3 separate regions of the Homo sapiens genome follow, and all the other regions are linked to region 1. The links are chromatin contacts, found by Hi-C or POLR2A ChIA-PET in ENCODE. All regions are on one chromosome and are shown on one strand. Each heading gives the region's core, a stretch centred on a gene start or an enhancer-like site at or near the end of the contact. The rest is flanking DNA. Distances are from core to core; before and after follow the strand shown. Region 1 holds the start of ZNF354B (zinc finger protein 354B). Region 2 overlaps COL23A1 (collagen type XXIII alpha 1 chain). Region 3 overlaps COL23A1 (collagen type XXIII alpha 1 chain).

Region 1 (4,887 bases), core at 66-2,565:
CTTTGGGAGGCCGAGGAGGGTGGATCACGAGGTCAGAAGTTCAAGACCAGCCTGGTGAAGATGGTGAAACCCCATCTCTATTAAAACTACAAAAATTAGCTGGGCGTGGTCGCGGGTGCCTGTAATCCCTGCTACTTGGGAGACTGAGGCAGAGAACTGCTTGAACCTGGAAGGCGGAGGTGGCAGTGAGCCAAGATTGCGCCATTGCACTCCAGCCTGGGTGACAGAGCAAGACACCGTCCCAAACAAACAAACAAACAAAACATTTCCTTTATCTATTCATCCATCAACAGATAGTTGTTTCCATATCTTGGCCATGGTGAATAATGTTGCAGCTAACATGGGAGTGCAGGTATCTCACGGAGTTTCACTTCCTCTGGATCTATAGCCAGAAATGGGATTGGTGGATCCTAATGTAGCTCTAGTTATAATTTTTTGAGGAACCTCTATACCGTTTTCTGTAATGATTGTACCAATTTACATCCTTTTGATAGTGGCCATCCTAATGGAGGTGCAGTGATTTCTCATTGAGTTTGGGTTTATATTTCTCTTATACCTAGAGATGTTTACCATCTTTTTATATGCTTGTTGCTCATTGCTCATTTGTATATCTTCATTGGAGAATTGCCTATTCAAGTCCTTTGTCCATTTTAAAATCAGGTTATTTGGTTTTGTTATTGTTGTTGAGTTGTAAAAGTTCCATATAAATCCAGGATACATTGCAAATCAGATATATGATATGTAAGCATTTTCGTCTATTCTGTAGATTGCCTTTGTTTCCTTTGATTAGCCAAAGTTTTTAAGTTTGATGTAGTCCCATTTGTCTATTTTTGCTGTTATCTGTGCTTCTGATGTCATATTCAAGAAATCATTGCCATCTCCAACATCCTGAAGTTTTTTCCCTTTTTACTTTAGTAATTTATAAAATAATTTGGTCTCACATTTAGGTTTTTAATCAATTTTGAGTTAATTTTTATGTATGGTGTACGGTCAGGGTACAGGCTCATCTTTTGCACGTGGAAATCCAGCTTTGTCAACATCTTTTGCAGGGGATTTTCCTTTCCCAATTGTGTAGTAGTTGTTTTCGTGCCGCCCACGCCATCCTGAAATTCACACACAGAGTTGCAAGTTACTGCCCTCCGGGAACCTCCCCTTCTCTTCCGAAGAACCAGGAACCCGGGGCTCTACAGCTCACCCGGGCCCTCTCATAGGTCTGGGCGCCTAACAGCTCAGCTGCGACCTCGCCTCAAACGCGTGGAACTACACTTCCCAGAAAGCCAGCGTCCTCCCGTGGACTCCATTTCCTAGAGGCCTTAGCGGCCGCCTTGCTCCTCTAGGTCCCAGGCGCTCTGCGGAGCTTTCGCTGCCCGGTGAGCGGCGCCGGGCTTGAGGTCGCCCAGACGTCGGAGGAGCCGGGTCACGAGGCTGGAGCTTCCTGCTTGCAGAGTGCGGCGGGGAGGCGCGGCCCGGGAACGCGGGATCCTGGGGAGGTGAGCGGCATGGCTGGCTGTGCCGGGAGGAGGCGGCGCCTGGCGCCAGGGCGACCTGAGGCCGCGGGGCTCCGAGGGCCTCTGTGGGCGCGGGGGGGCACCCCCGCGTCTGTCACCGGCCCCCGCGCCAGGACTTGGACTCTCGCCCCTCACGGGCCGCTCCGGTGCCGCTGCCGACGCCCCTGCCTCTGGCTCGCGCCGCCCGCCGTGAACGCGGGGCCAGGCGTTTCCTCCCGGGCCCACCCTGCGCGCGCCGTGTGGGCCTCGCGGACTCGGGGCGCCGGGACCCCGAGCGCAGGGCAGAGGCAGCCGGGCCCGGTTTCTGAGTCAGTCCCCAGGACGGCCACTCCTCCTGCCTCGGGACACCCAGCGCTTTCCTCTTCAAAGCCGTTTTCCGTGGAGTCGGGAGACGATTCGTTGGCGGGAGAGAGAGGAACCGGCTGGGAAAGGCTTGAGGCGGAGGGAAGTCGTCCCGGGGCCGTCGTGGTGGGAGTCCCGGCCCGCCTCGCAGCGGCGTGAACGGGGCAGGTGCCCCGGCGCTGCCTCAGTTTCCTGAGCGGTGCAGTGGGTGCTGGCAGTGCCAGCTGGCGCCGAGGAACTCAGCGGCGTGGGGCGAGCCCTGGCCCTGGTGGGCTCAGCGGGTCGCTGCTGCCACTGCGGGTCCAGCGTCCCCTCCGTAAGCCCCAAGCCTGTGGGGCCTGGGCCTGGCCGGGCGGCCCAGCGCTGCTCTGGTCCGCGGGCTCCTGGCTCCTCCCGAATCCCTGTGAGGGCGCGCGGGGTCCTTCTCAGCGGGAGTCGGGGTTTTAGAGCTGCGGATTCCAGGGCTGGAAAGCAGAAGGGGTTCTTCCTGGCTCCCTTTTTCTTCTCAGATCTGCCTTCTGGAGACTGCGCCGTCCTCCCGGGAGAGCCAGAAAGAGGACATGGCTGCTGGGCAGCGGGAAGCGAGGCCCCAGGTGAGCTCATTGCCCTCCCAGATCCCAGTGGATGGATTTTCCCCACTAACTGGAGTTCTTCACCCGGGACCATCTCCAGCCAGGATGGAGCCCAAGTCCTTTTCTCTTGGAGGAGCTGGTCCGCCCTCATGACTGGTGGATTCTGTAGGGAGGACCACCCACCCTCCCCACCCGTGTCTAGTGGTTTTTAATTAACAGTTTGTTCACGAATCTTCATCCATTGTGTGACTAGTTTGACAAGTAAGATACCACAAGTCTGTCTGTCACTAAGAGCAAACGTACACACGTGGGAAAAATCCCTGCCTCCTCCACTCACCCATGTCTCCGTTCCTGTCCTTCGCAGGAATACTTTCTCTTTTCACCCCTGAGAATCCTCATAACACCACCCCTTCCCCAGGCTTCTCCAACGCATCGTTGTTAGTTTTTTGTCCCTCTTAACTTTGTGAATCATATTCTTTGCTTGTATCACTGTCTTGAAATCTATTGTAGACCGTTTTCATTTTTGTGTAGTGGGAATGAGGAGGCCACCCTTTCTAGTTGAGACGAGAGTGAACAGAGTTGGAGAGGTCGCTTGACTCGCAGGACACAGAAGACCCCTCAGCTAGCGGCAGGAAGGGTTTCATGGGATAGCAATAGTGCAGAGGCAGCGTAGGTGGTAGTTAGGAAGTAGGGCTGTTAAGCCAGATGGCAGCGTTTTAACCCATCTCCTCTGTTGCTGTTTGTGGGCCTTGGGCTTCACCTCTCTGTGCCTCAGTTTTCTCACCTGTAAAATGGGAATAACAGCCGTGCCCACCTCCCAGCGTAGATGAAGGGATCACATGAGTTAGTGTGTGGAAAGTGTTCGGATCAGGGCTGGGCACTGAGTAGTTACTGCTCAGCATATGGTGGTTGTGTTTGCTGAGTGACATTATTGTCTTAATATATTAATGTTAATGTTGGTAGATAGAAACTGCTGTACAATGTGTTTAGGACCCAGACGATGTTATCCTTTATTCATTTTTTTATCTAACAATACTAATGTCCACCGAGTGTCTAGCATACCAGGGAATGGGCTGAGGGCTTTACATTTGTTCTCTCACTCGCACAGTAGCACAACAATTACAATTCTTGTTTTACATGTGAGGAAACTGAGGCTCAGAAAAGTTAAGTAACCTGAGTACAGTCCAAGTATGCCTGGCTCTGAGTTCCGTCGGACCACCCAGTCGTCCCTGTGGTGCGTCTTTCAGAGTATGGGCAGATGCAGCCACGCGATACCAGAGTGCTTCTGCAGCGTGGCATTATCTTTTTTTTTTTTTTTTTTTTTTGAGAGGCAGTCTTGCTCTGTCACCCAGGCTGGAGTGCAGTGGCGCGATCTCGGCTCACTGCAACCTCCGCCTCCCTGGTTCAAGCAATTCCCCTGCCTCAGCCTCCTGAGTAGCTAGGACTACAGGCATGTGCCACCACGCCCGGCTAATTTTTTTTTGTATTTTAGTAGAGACGGGGTTTCACCATGTTGGCCAGGATGGCCTCAATCTCCTGACCTCGTGATCCACCAGCCACAGCCTCCCGGAGTGCTGGGATTAAAGGTGTGAGCCGCCGCGCCTGGCGGCGTTATCTTTTAAACTAGCCAAGACAGTGGAGTGGGAGCTGAGGGTGTGGCCAGAACAGGCTATTGTGCATTTGAGCTGGTATTTGTCCTCGAAGGCATTCCTATTCCATTCTCACAGAGCCAAGCTGCTCTCCTGACTAGAACCTTCTCCATCCCTGTGTGTGGGTGAGTCTCTGTGGCATCCTTCCTGTCTGTTCTTGCTTGCCATGCGTCAGTAATGTGTAGACCTGTGTGTAAAATTCAGTGAAGGGAATTTTAAGACCAGAGAGTGCAGAGTTCACAATTAGAAAACCGGAGTTATGATCTTGCTGCTACCTCTAGCAAAGCACATGACCTGGGATCTTGGCTGCCCTGGACCTTGTGTTCTTGTCTCAGGGCTCTATGCAGATACACAGTGGTTCAAATTATTTCATGCATTTTCTAGTCCGCCAGTCAGATTATACATTCTTTGAGAACAAAGATCATGTCTTGTACTCTTCCCCAATATGCAGATAATTTGATGCTCTTTTTCACCATAAAAATATTGCAGGGTTATGGTGTAAATTTTAGAGAATAAAACATTTATATATATACATATGTATATGTGTGTGTATATATATGTATGTTTATGGATACGTGTGTATATATATGTGCATATGTATGTGTATGTTTATATAGTTGTGCATTGCATAATGACATTTTGGTCAATAAAAGACCATAAATGTGATAGTGGTCCCATAAGATTAAAACCTAGCTGAAAGATTCCTGTCTCCTAATGACTAAGTAGCTATTGTAACATTATAGTGCAGGGCTTTGCTCCTGTTTTGTGGTGATGCTGGTATAAACAGACCTACCATGCAGCCTGCCAGTCCTATAA
Region 2 (4,754 bases), core at 695-3,194, 380 kb before region 1:
TGGGGTCGGGGGAGGGGGGAGGGATAGCATTAGAAGATATACCTAATGTAAATGACGAGTTGATGGGTGCAGCACACCAACATGGCACATGTATACATATGTAACAAACCTGCGTGTTGTGTACATGTACCCTAAAACTTAAAGTATAATTAAAAAAAAAAAAAGGCGCAGCTGCTGTGGAAAACAATTTGGTAGTTTCTCAAAAAGTCAGACACAGAATTACTATATGATCCAGAAATTCCACTCCTAGGTATATTCCCAAAAGACACAGATAGTTTTATACCAACGTTCACAGCAGCACTATTTACAACAGCCAAAAGGTTAACAACCCAAATATCCATCAACAGATGAATAACCAATTGTGGTGTATACATACAGTGGAATATTATTCAGCCTTAAATGGGAATGAAGTTCTGATACATGCTACTAGATAGACAGATGAACCTTGAAGGTATTTTGCTAATGAGCTTTTGAAAGAAGCCAGACACAAAAGGACAGATATTTTATGATTCCTTTTATATGCAGTATCTAGAGTAGGCAAACTCATATAGACAGAAAGTAGAACGGGGGCGGGGCAAAGAGGGGATTGGGGAATTATCGTTTAATGGGTATGGAGTTTCAGTTGGGGAAGATGAAGAAAAAGGTTCTGAGATGGATGGTGGTGATGGCTGAACAACAATGTGAATGCAGTTAATGCCACTGACCTGTACTTTTAAAAATGGTTACAATAGACTTAGGCTGGCCGGGCGTGGTGGCCCACACCTGTAATCCCAGCACTCTAAGAGGCCGAGGAGGGCAGATCACGAGGTCAGGAGATCGAGACCATCCTGGCTAACATGGTGAAACCCCGTTGCTACCGTCGCTACTAAAACTACAAAAAATCGGCCGGGCGTGGTGGCGGGTGCCTGTAGTCCCAGCTATTCAGGAGGCTGAGGCAGGAGAATGGTGTGAGCCTGGGAGGCAGAGCTTGCAGTGAGCAGAGATCGCGCCACTGCACTCCTGCCTGGGCAACAGAGAGAGACTCCATCTCAAAAAAAAAAGAAAAAAGAAAAGACTTAGGCTTAGTGGTGCCTGCCTGTAGTCCCAGCTACTTGGGAGGCTAAGGCAGGAGGATTGCTTGAGCCCAAGAGGCTGAGGCTGCAGTGAGTTATGATCACACCACTGCACACCAGCCTGGGAAACAGAGTAAGACTCTGTCTCGAAAAGAAAAAGAAAAAAAAAACTAAAATGTCATATTTTATGTTATGTACATTGTGCCAAAATTTTAAAATGTGAATAGGATAAATAAGCAGGTCACTGATGACCATCTTAAGGCAATGTTATGCAGATATCTAGAGTTAAATATTTGCATGTAATTTCACACAGTTCTTCAAATGAGTCCCTTTTGAATTACTGGGGAGATAAGTATATGGAGAAGGCATTAGATGCCACATAAAACTGAGGAATTAAAAAAAAAAATCTTGAATGGTAGGAATCTTGGTGCTAGAGGCATCCCTAGAAAGACACTGTCAGAATTCCGCTCCAAGAAACAAAAGACCTCCGGGAATCCACTCGCCCTCAAGACACAGCATTTCTAGATTCTCTCTGCTCACATCTTCCCCTTCTCCTGGCTTTCCAGCACCCCAGCTGACTACAACTCAGAAGTGGGAAGGCACATGTGAAAAAATTATGAGTTCCAGTCTTTAAAAATTATTACAGTTTTAAATAATTACATAAAAATATTTACGTTTCCCGAGTCAAACCTAAAAACCACAAGGCATGTTCAGAAAAGCTTCACTTCTATTCCTAGGCATGAAGCCCTCTCCCATACTTGTTTTCTTTCCTTTTCTTTGGATTTTATTTGGGTTTCTCCCTCCAGTATTAGGTTACGGGGCCCATCTCCAATGCGGCCATCTTTACCCACAAAGCACGTGGAGCCCGTGCAGCGGGGTTCCTCTTCAAAGAAAACTGTGATGCTGTCAGCAGGAAGTGCACAAAGAAAAGGGATGTACACACTCAGCAACGCGCACTTGCTTCCTTTCACTACAGAGCACATTTTACTGGGTACCGGCTCTGTGCTAGGCAAGATTTTTTTTTTTTCTTTGAGGCAGAGTTTCACTCTCATTGCCCAGGCTGGAGTGCAATGGCATGATCTCGGCTCTCTGCAACCTCCCAGGTTCAAGCGATTCTCCTGCCTCAGTCTTCTGAGTAGCTGGGATTATATGCCACCACATCTGCCTAATTTTTGTATTTTTAGTAGAGATGGGGTTTCACCGTGTTGGCCAGGCTGGTCTTGAACTCGACCTCAGGTGATCCGCCTACCTCAGCCTCCCAAAGTGCTGGGATTACAGGTGTGAGCCACCACGCCCAACCAAGATTTTCAAAAGAAGTTTGTTTTCATTTTTTCTGTTTTGGGGATTATTCTAATGTTAAATCTATTAAAAATTAAGCAAGGCACAATGCACCAAAGAAAATTAACAGCATTTTGTTGAAAGAACGAAGATTGGGTGTCCCTCAAGGATGGCTCCGAGGTCCCCTCTCAGAAGCCCTTCTTGATTTACCCCACAGAGTTAGCTGTCCCCTCATCCTAGGATCCTCATGCAAGAGACCACTAGCAGTGACCATGGGACATTATGACTGTTTATGTGACTAGTGTGTCTGGCTCCCGAAACTGTAAGAACAGTGAGGCCGGGCCGGGCGTGGTGGCTCACGCCTGTAATCCCAGCACTTTAGGAGGCCGAGGTGGGCGGATCACGAGGTCGGGAGATTGAGACCATCCTGGCTAACACGGTGAAACCCCGTCTCTAGTAAAAATACAAAAATCAGCCAGGCGTGGTGGTGGGTGCCTGTAGTCCCAGCTGCTCAGGAGGCTGAGGCAGGAGAATGGTGTGAACCTGGGAGGTGGAGGTTGCAGTGAGCTGAGATCGCGCCACTGTACTCCAGCCTGGGTGAAAGAGCAAGACTCTGTCTCAAAAAAAAAAAAAAAAAAAAAAGAGCAGTGAGGCCAGACACAATGGTTTCTTTCTTTCTGATAAATAAAAGCCCATATTTGTAAAGAGTCCAGCATATCGGAAGTGTCCCTTAGATGTTAGGTTCTGGCCAAGGACCCCCAGTGCCTAGCAAAGTGGGCATCCAATAAATGTGGGTTGAACAGACAAATAAATTTAGAGGACTTCGCTTACGGCTCTGGCAATCTTGACCTAAAAAATTAATGAAATGTGTAAAAATGTACTCCAAAAATTCCAGCAATATGCTATTGGTTAGCTTATGCCTTTATTCCCCACCTCATTCCAACAATATGAAATTGGTGTAGTTTTGTTTGTAAAGAAATGTCAGGATAGGCAGGATGTGGTGGCTCACGCCTGTAATCCCAGCACTTTGGGAGGCCAGGAGGGCGGATCATTTGAGCTCAGGAGTTCGAGACCAGCCTGGCCAACATAGCAAAACCCTATCTCTACAAAAAATACCAGAAAAATTAGCTGGGCGTGGTGGTGTGTGCCTGTAGTCCCAGCTACTTGGCAGGCTGAGGTGGGAGGATTGTTTGAGCCCAGGAGGTTGAGGCTACCGTGACCTAGGATTGCACCACTGCACTCCAGCCTGGGTGACAAAAGTGAGACCCTGTCTCAAAAAAAAGAAAAAAGTCCGGGTGTGGTGGCTCATGCCTGTAATCCCAGCACTTTGGGAGGCCAAGGTGGGCAGACCACCTGACGTCAGGAGTTCGAGACCAGCCTGGCCAACATGGTGAAACCCTGTCTCTACTAAAAATACAAAAAAATAAAGTTAGCCAGGTGTGTTGGCATGTGCCTGTAATCCCAGCTACTCGGGAGGCTGAGAGGCAGGAGAATCACCTGAATCTGGGAGGTGGAGGTTGCAGTGAGCCGAGATCACACCATTGCACTCCAGCCTGGGTGACAGAGTGACTCCATCTCAAAAAAAAAAAAAAAAAAACACAGAAATGTCAGGATGAGTAAGCTGAGTACAGAGTAAAACTTGACATTAAGAAGAAAATCTGCCCCAGCTGAGTGGCCAGGGGAACCTCAGCTCCAGCTGTTCATTGTGTTGGGCAGCAGTGGTGGGAGGGGTGCCGGGGTGCTTTGCAGAAAAAAGAATCGCAGCTGCAAATACAAATTGCATATTCCTAGACCTTTGAAAGATAACAAAGACTTCTGCCCTCAACTGATGATGTCCTGTGTTAAAATCACTTGGCTAGGTAGTTAAAACTGTTTGAAATGACCTGGTCACTTTCTGATGTGGACGTGCAATACACATGTAAAGCTGGGTACCAGATTTGACTCTTGTAAACTTCAACCAGGTAGTTTTGAAAACACCCTAGAAGTGAACAACCTTGAATGTCCTGAAGATGTGGGAGTGTTCGACAAGATTCAGGCAGCTGCAGAATGAGGACGGTTGTCAGTGGGTGACGTGTTCAAGCTGCTCAGGCCCCTCACCGGGATGAGCAGAAAGGTCAGCATTTTCTTAGCCCAGGGAGGCTTAGTACTCTTGAGGCAAAGAAATCCTGCAGCATAAGTAAGATCCAGCGCAGAGAATACCCGAGGGTGAACCGTGATGAGAAGTCTCAGAGCGCACTGCGTAATTACCACGTGTAGAAAGCAAAACGTTGACAAGACACGGCCGTTAGCAAAAAGCCGAACGGTTACTACGCTCAACGAGAAAAGGAAACTGGGAGGGTTGAAAAAAAGAAACGAATAATTGGCAAATTCCAAGAGGCTCTTTCAGGAAGAGACAGTTGGGTGGTTTTGTGAAAGCAGAGGTGA
Region 3 (4,546 bases), core at 2,044-4,543, 400 kb before region 1:
TAAAAGAACAGATAAGGTCAGTCTGGACCATCTTGTCATAGTGGAAGCAAAGAAACTACCAGGGACAATTAGGGTCATGTCAAAAGGACTCACATGCCACCCTGAAGCTCCCACCGTCCAAAGATGAGAACCCTTGGGTGTCAGTAGAAATAACTGCGATTGACCTCACTTCTGGAGGATGCTGGGAACAAACTCATTATTTGGAAAATTGGTAAATAAGGGAGAAAAAATAAAAACATCCATCCTGCTGTTCCTAAGTGAACTGTACCACAGGGTAGCTGAACAGTGGATGCAGGGGGCGGGGGTGCAGTTCTCTTTGTAGAAGTATTCCAGATAATAAAGAAAGAAGAGTAACAGAGCCGGGCACGGTGGCTCATGCCTGTAATCCCAGTACTTTGGGAGGCCGGGTGGATCACTTGAGGTCAGGAGTTCGAGACTGGCCTGGCCAACATAGTGAAACTCCGTCTTGACTAAAACTATAAAAATCAGCTGGGCATGGTGGTGCACGCCTATAATTCCAGCTACTCAGGAGGCTGAGTCATGAGAATCACTTGAACCCAGGAGGTGGAGGTTGCAGTGAGCTGAGATTGCATCACTGCACTCCAGCCTGGGCAACACAGCAAGACTCTGTCTCCAAAAAAAAAAACACAAGAAACAAAACAAACAAACAAACAAACAAAAAATAAACAAAACAACGAAGAAGAGTAAAAGGATCAAAATACCATTATTTTACAAATCCTTATAGAATGGATCTGGGCAAGCATGATCAACAGCAGTGAACGTCACAAAAAGGAACACCTTCATTCTGTGCCTCCTGTGGGGCGTGCACCCCACCACTTAATATTCTTACCCCCAAAACCAAACCTGAAGCTCATGCAGCCTGCAGATCTACCCACCAGTTTACAGGAAATACAGGGGCAGAGGAATCTATTAAATGACACCACAGGAAGACAATCATCAAAATCCAGGTGGTGGGAAACTCCAGGACAAGGGACTGAGTTTTCTCAACAAATAAATTGTAAGAAAAAATTAAAGGGAAGGAGGCAAAACCTGTGGGCTAAATCAGACTTCGCAGACTCAAGAACCAATCACAATATGGGAACCTTGACTGGATCCTGATTCAAACCACCAAAGAATCATGAAACAGTTGGGGAACTTGCACATCAACTGGATTGCTATTGGAAATTAAATATTTGTTAATTTTTAATTTGTTTACGTGTAATAAATGGTATTTTGGTGATTTTTTAAAATGCCTTTGACTTTTAAATATTTATACTAAATATTTGCCAAAACAATAAACATGTCTATAATTTGCTTCCAAATTACCCAGGTGGCTAATAGGTGGGAAACAAGATGTTTACATATGAAACAAGAAGAATTGTGATTTAGTAATTGCAGAAACCAGGTGACTGGTATGTGGGGCTCACATCATTCTACTTTCGTACAGTGTTTGAAATTTTTCCATAATAAAAAGGGGGCCCGGGGGCAGTGGCTCACACCTGTAATCTCAGCACTTTGGGAGGCCAAGGCAGGTGGATCACCTGAGGTCAGGAGTTTGAGACCAGCCTGGACAACGTGGTGAAACCTCATTTCTACTAAAAATACAAAACTTAGTCGGGCGTGGTGGCGTGCACCTATAATCCCAGCTACTTGGGAGGCTGAGGCAGGAGAATCGCTTGAACCCAGGAGTTGGAGGTTGCAGTGAGCTGAGATTGTGTCACTGCATTACAGCCTGGGTGACAAAGCAAGATGCTGTCTCAAAAAATTAATATAAAAAGGGTTAGAAGACATTTCAAATAAGATTTTTTTCCCTAAACAATTTAATGACATGGAGAAATGTTCATGATATGGCCAGGATGGAAAAAAGCTACAAAACTAATAGAGAGTGTTCTGTCTTGTTATACGCACACATACAATTTTGAAGCCAAAAGAAGAAAATTCAATACGATGTTAATAACAACTGTTATCTCTTTATGGTGGTATAATGGGTGTTTTTAAAATCTCCTTCTTTATATTTTCTGTTTTCTATTATGTGTATGCCTTAGTTTATAATTATAGAAATAGATTTTTAAAAGCATCGAACCTGGGATTTGTTAGGGAAAGCCCAGCTGTGATGTTCATAGTGTGTTTATTTCTGCTTTTCCTAATCACTTCCAACAGTCTCCTGAACAGCCAAGAACTCAGAGGATTTGCCATGCAGAACCCCCAGATTTTATCAACTAAACAATTCACAGCAGACCTACTACAGAAGCACCTTCCCCAGGCACAGACAGATGGCACCCACAGTTCTTTACCCCAAGGGGAAAATAACCACAAAGAAAAAAGCCCTTGGCAAAGATGAGCATGGCACTGCCCATCCCAGTAGGATGGACCAGCCGTCTAGCCACCGAGACAGGGCAGTGCCAGGTGGGCTGCTGGGATCTGTAAGGAAAGCTCTGTCAAGTGGAGAAAATAATCCTAATAACCTGTTCATCCAAACTGGGAAACATCATCTGGGCTCTCAGAAGAGCTTCTGTGAGAGGGCGAAATAGTAAAAGATGTCCAAATCCTGGTGTGGCTCTCTCCTCTTCTAGACGGGAAAACAGCTTTCAGGTTCCCACTGTTGAGCAGCCTCGGCTTCCCAGATGCTTTCCATGCAGTCTGACAAGTATCCCACCCTAGCTGGCTGCCTTTTGCTTCCAGTGAAAATCCACGGAATCCCTTTGCCCTGCTTTTCTTATCTTATGCCTGTTCCCCTGGCATGCATGGACATTTTTTGGCCTCCACATTTTATAAAAGGTCTTACCAGCCGTATGTTGCTAGGATATATGGACAAAAATAAAAAAACAAGCCCCAGACCATGCTGCCCTGTGGTCTTCAGTCAGTGCGGGAGGGAAGAGAGACACCCAAGATTGCCCCTTCCCCTATTCTATAACATTCAAGTTGTGGGGGTCTCAGCTCATGCCCCCATTTTTTTTAAACGTAAAGAAATAAATAGCATAAACTCCCATGGGAAAGTCGGATGGCAGCCCTTTAAGAGAGCTGCCCTCTAAGGCAGGTTGGGGAACAGAAACAAGCCACTTTACATTTTTGGCAGCAGGACCAGGGGACTTCCACGAAATTGTGCAGAGATGGGAACTGGCTGCAGCCCAGGAGCCGAATTCCTCGTGCTGCTTCGCCCCTCAAGAACAAGTCACTTCTCCCAACCTTGTGGCCACAAGGACTCTCCACAGGAGCATCAGTGTGTGCCCAGGCTGGCCACCGCCACGAGTCCAGCCTGGCCATGTCCTGGTGACCTCTCCTAGCTGTAATGGCTGTTTCCACCACAAGGGGCAGCCGCGGCAAAGACAGGCCCATCACCCACAGGCCTGGAAGAGGAGCTGAGTAGAGTCAGGCCAAGGGACCTGCCATCCCCAGTGCCTCTAGCTTTCTCAAACTGGGCTCTAGCAGTCGCTGGGCCTGGTTAGCCACAGGGAGAGTCCACCCAAGGAGGGCCTATTCGGCATCATGGTGAGCAGGCAATGCCCTCTGAAAGTACAAACCATTTTTTAATAGCTTAGATAACTGTGGGAATGCTTTGAGGGTATTTTAAATGATTTGTCTACTTGGAGAGACCGGAGTAGCCAGCATGCAACAGTCCTTACAAACAGAAGCTCCTGCTGGCTCACGGCCTTGGGCAATTTGCCTCAGTCTCCTCACCTGTAATACAAGGTAGAGAACCATATTCACCTAACAGGGAGTTTGTGAGAGGATAAAATGAAGTCTTGGCAAGCACACAACATGTTCTCCGTACATATTGAGGACACTGGTAGGGTTTTTTATCCTATTCGAAATAACAGGGGTTCAAGACAGCAATGGCATGTTGGAGGAAAATATAGGGGTGCAAATTGGAGAACACAGACAATGAATTCTACACAAGTTCAAGAACAGAAGGAAATGTCAGGGAAGAGGCGGATGAGTTGTGGTACTTCAAGGAGCTGCCGCGAAAGTTCCTGCCCAGGCAATCAGACGGTGCACTGCAAATTGGTTTTGAGTTGGTGAGTTTGCACAGCACTGTGTTCTTGGCACCCAGCACAGCTGCTGGCTCATAGTAGGAGCTTATTAAGCATTTTGGAAGGATGGGAGGAGGGGCTTGTGATATAAGTAGCCATCTACTCAACATTTCCTCTGTGCCATGCATGGTAAACATTTCCACATAATTTAACTCTGGTTTTATTACTGTCATTTCACAGATGACATGGAGTCTCCAAGAGGTTCCCCCCCACCCAGCAATCAGGCCCAATCCCCAACACAGCTTTTAAACAAAAGCAGCTGAGGCATTTACTCTGGTCAGTAATGAAAATTCAACATTCTTCTGTCACTGATGTAACTTATAGGGTGCTTTTCATATTGATTCCTTTTATCTTTGCATTTGAGGCTAAGATAAACCTGTATGCATTTAACTTACTTCAGTCATTTAAAGGAATAAAGAACAAAAGAGAAGAATCTGTATTAAATCAGGCACAACAAGAGGAAGCATTTTTAACAAAACATTATGTTAAGAGCTTCGAGTTTCTATAAATCACCC

Evidence for each region. A loop is a pair of places that touch in the nucleus more often than their neighbours do. ChIA-PET counts read pairs that join two places held with the same protein, here RNA polymerase II (POLR2A). Pooled maps may share reads with other maps.
Region 2: a loop to region 1 is called in a pooled map, with 18 times the contacts of the local background. The contact joins the enhancer-like site here to the promoter of ZNF354B in region 1. A Hi-C loop is called at or near these places in 4 of 50 pooled maps. POLR2A ChIA-PET finds 5 or more read pairs at or near these places in 2 of 52 experiments (Caco-2 and activated CD4-positive, alpha-beta T cell).
Region 3: a loop to region 1 is called in a pooled map, with 3 times the contacts of the local background. The contact joins the enhancer-like site here to the promoter of ZNF354B in region 1. A Hi-C loop is called at or near these places in 2 of 50 pooled maps. POLR2A ChIA-PET finds 5 or more read pairs at or near these places in 2 of 52 experiments (OCI-LY7 and activated CD4-positive, alpha-beta T cell).

What each region holds. Positions count from the first base shown.
Region 1 is chr5:178,858,638-178,863,524 of GRCh38, forward strand. It overlaps ZNF354B (zinc finger protein 354B), which reads left to right and starts at 1,316. Exons shown (of 5, transcript NM_058230.3): 1 at 1,316-1,490; 2 at 2,360-2,443. The coding sequence starts at 2,411. LOC107986493 (a long non-coding RNA gene) reads right to left here. Exons shown (of 3, transcript XR_001743039.2): 3 at 4,088-4,396. RefSeq lists enhancers at 1,166-1,898, 1,183-1,382 and silencers at 1,523-1,722, 1,803-1,882.
Region 2 is chr5:178,481,872-178,486,625 of GRCh38, forward strand. The region is part of intron 2 of COL23A1 (collagen type XXIII alpha 1 chain); the gene reads right to left. Among named protein-coding and RNA genes, the nearest start is that of COL23A1, 110 kb to the right of the region's middle. Within about 2 kb of position 1,945, at least 4 of the 41 ENCODE cell types and tissues checked have a DNase peak (open chromatin) inside an H3K27ac peak, as active enhancers do.
Region 3 is chr5:178,458,003-178,462,548 of GRCh38, forward strand. The region is part of intron 2 of COL23A1 (collagen type XXIII alpha 1 chain); the gene reads right to left. It overlaps LOC124901148 (a long non-coding RNA gene), which reads right to left. Exons shown (of 2, transcript XR_007059080.1): 1 at 94-4,546. Among named protein-coding and RNA genes, the nearest start is that of COL23A1, 130 kb to the right of the region's middle. Within about 2 kb of position 3,294, at least 6 of the 41 ENCODE cell types and tissues checked have a DNase peak (open chromatin) inside an H3K27ac peak, as active enhancers do.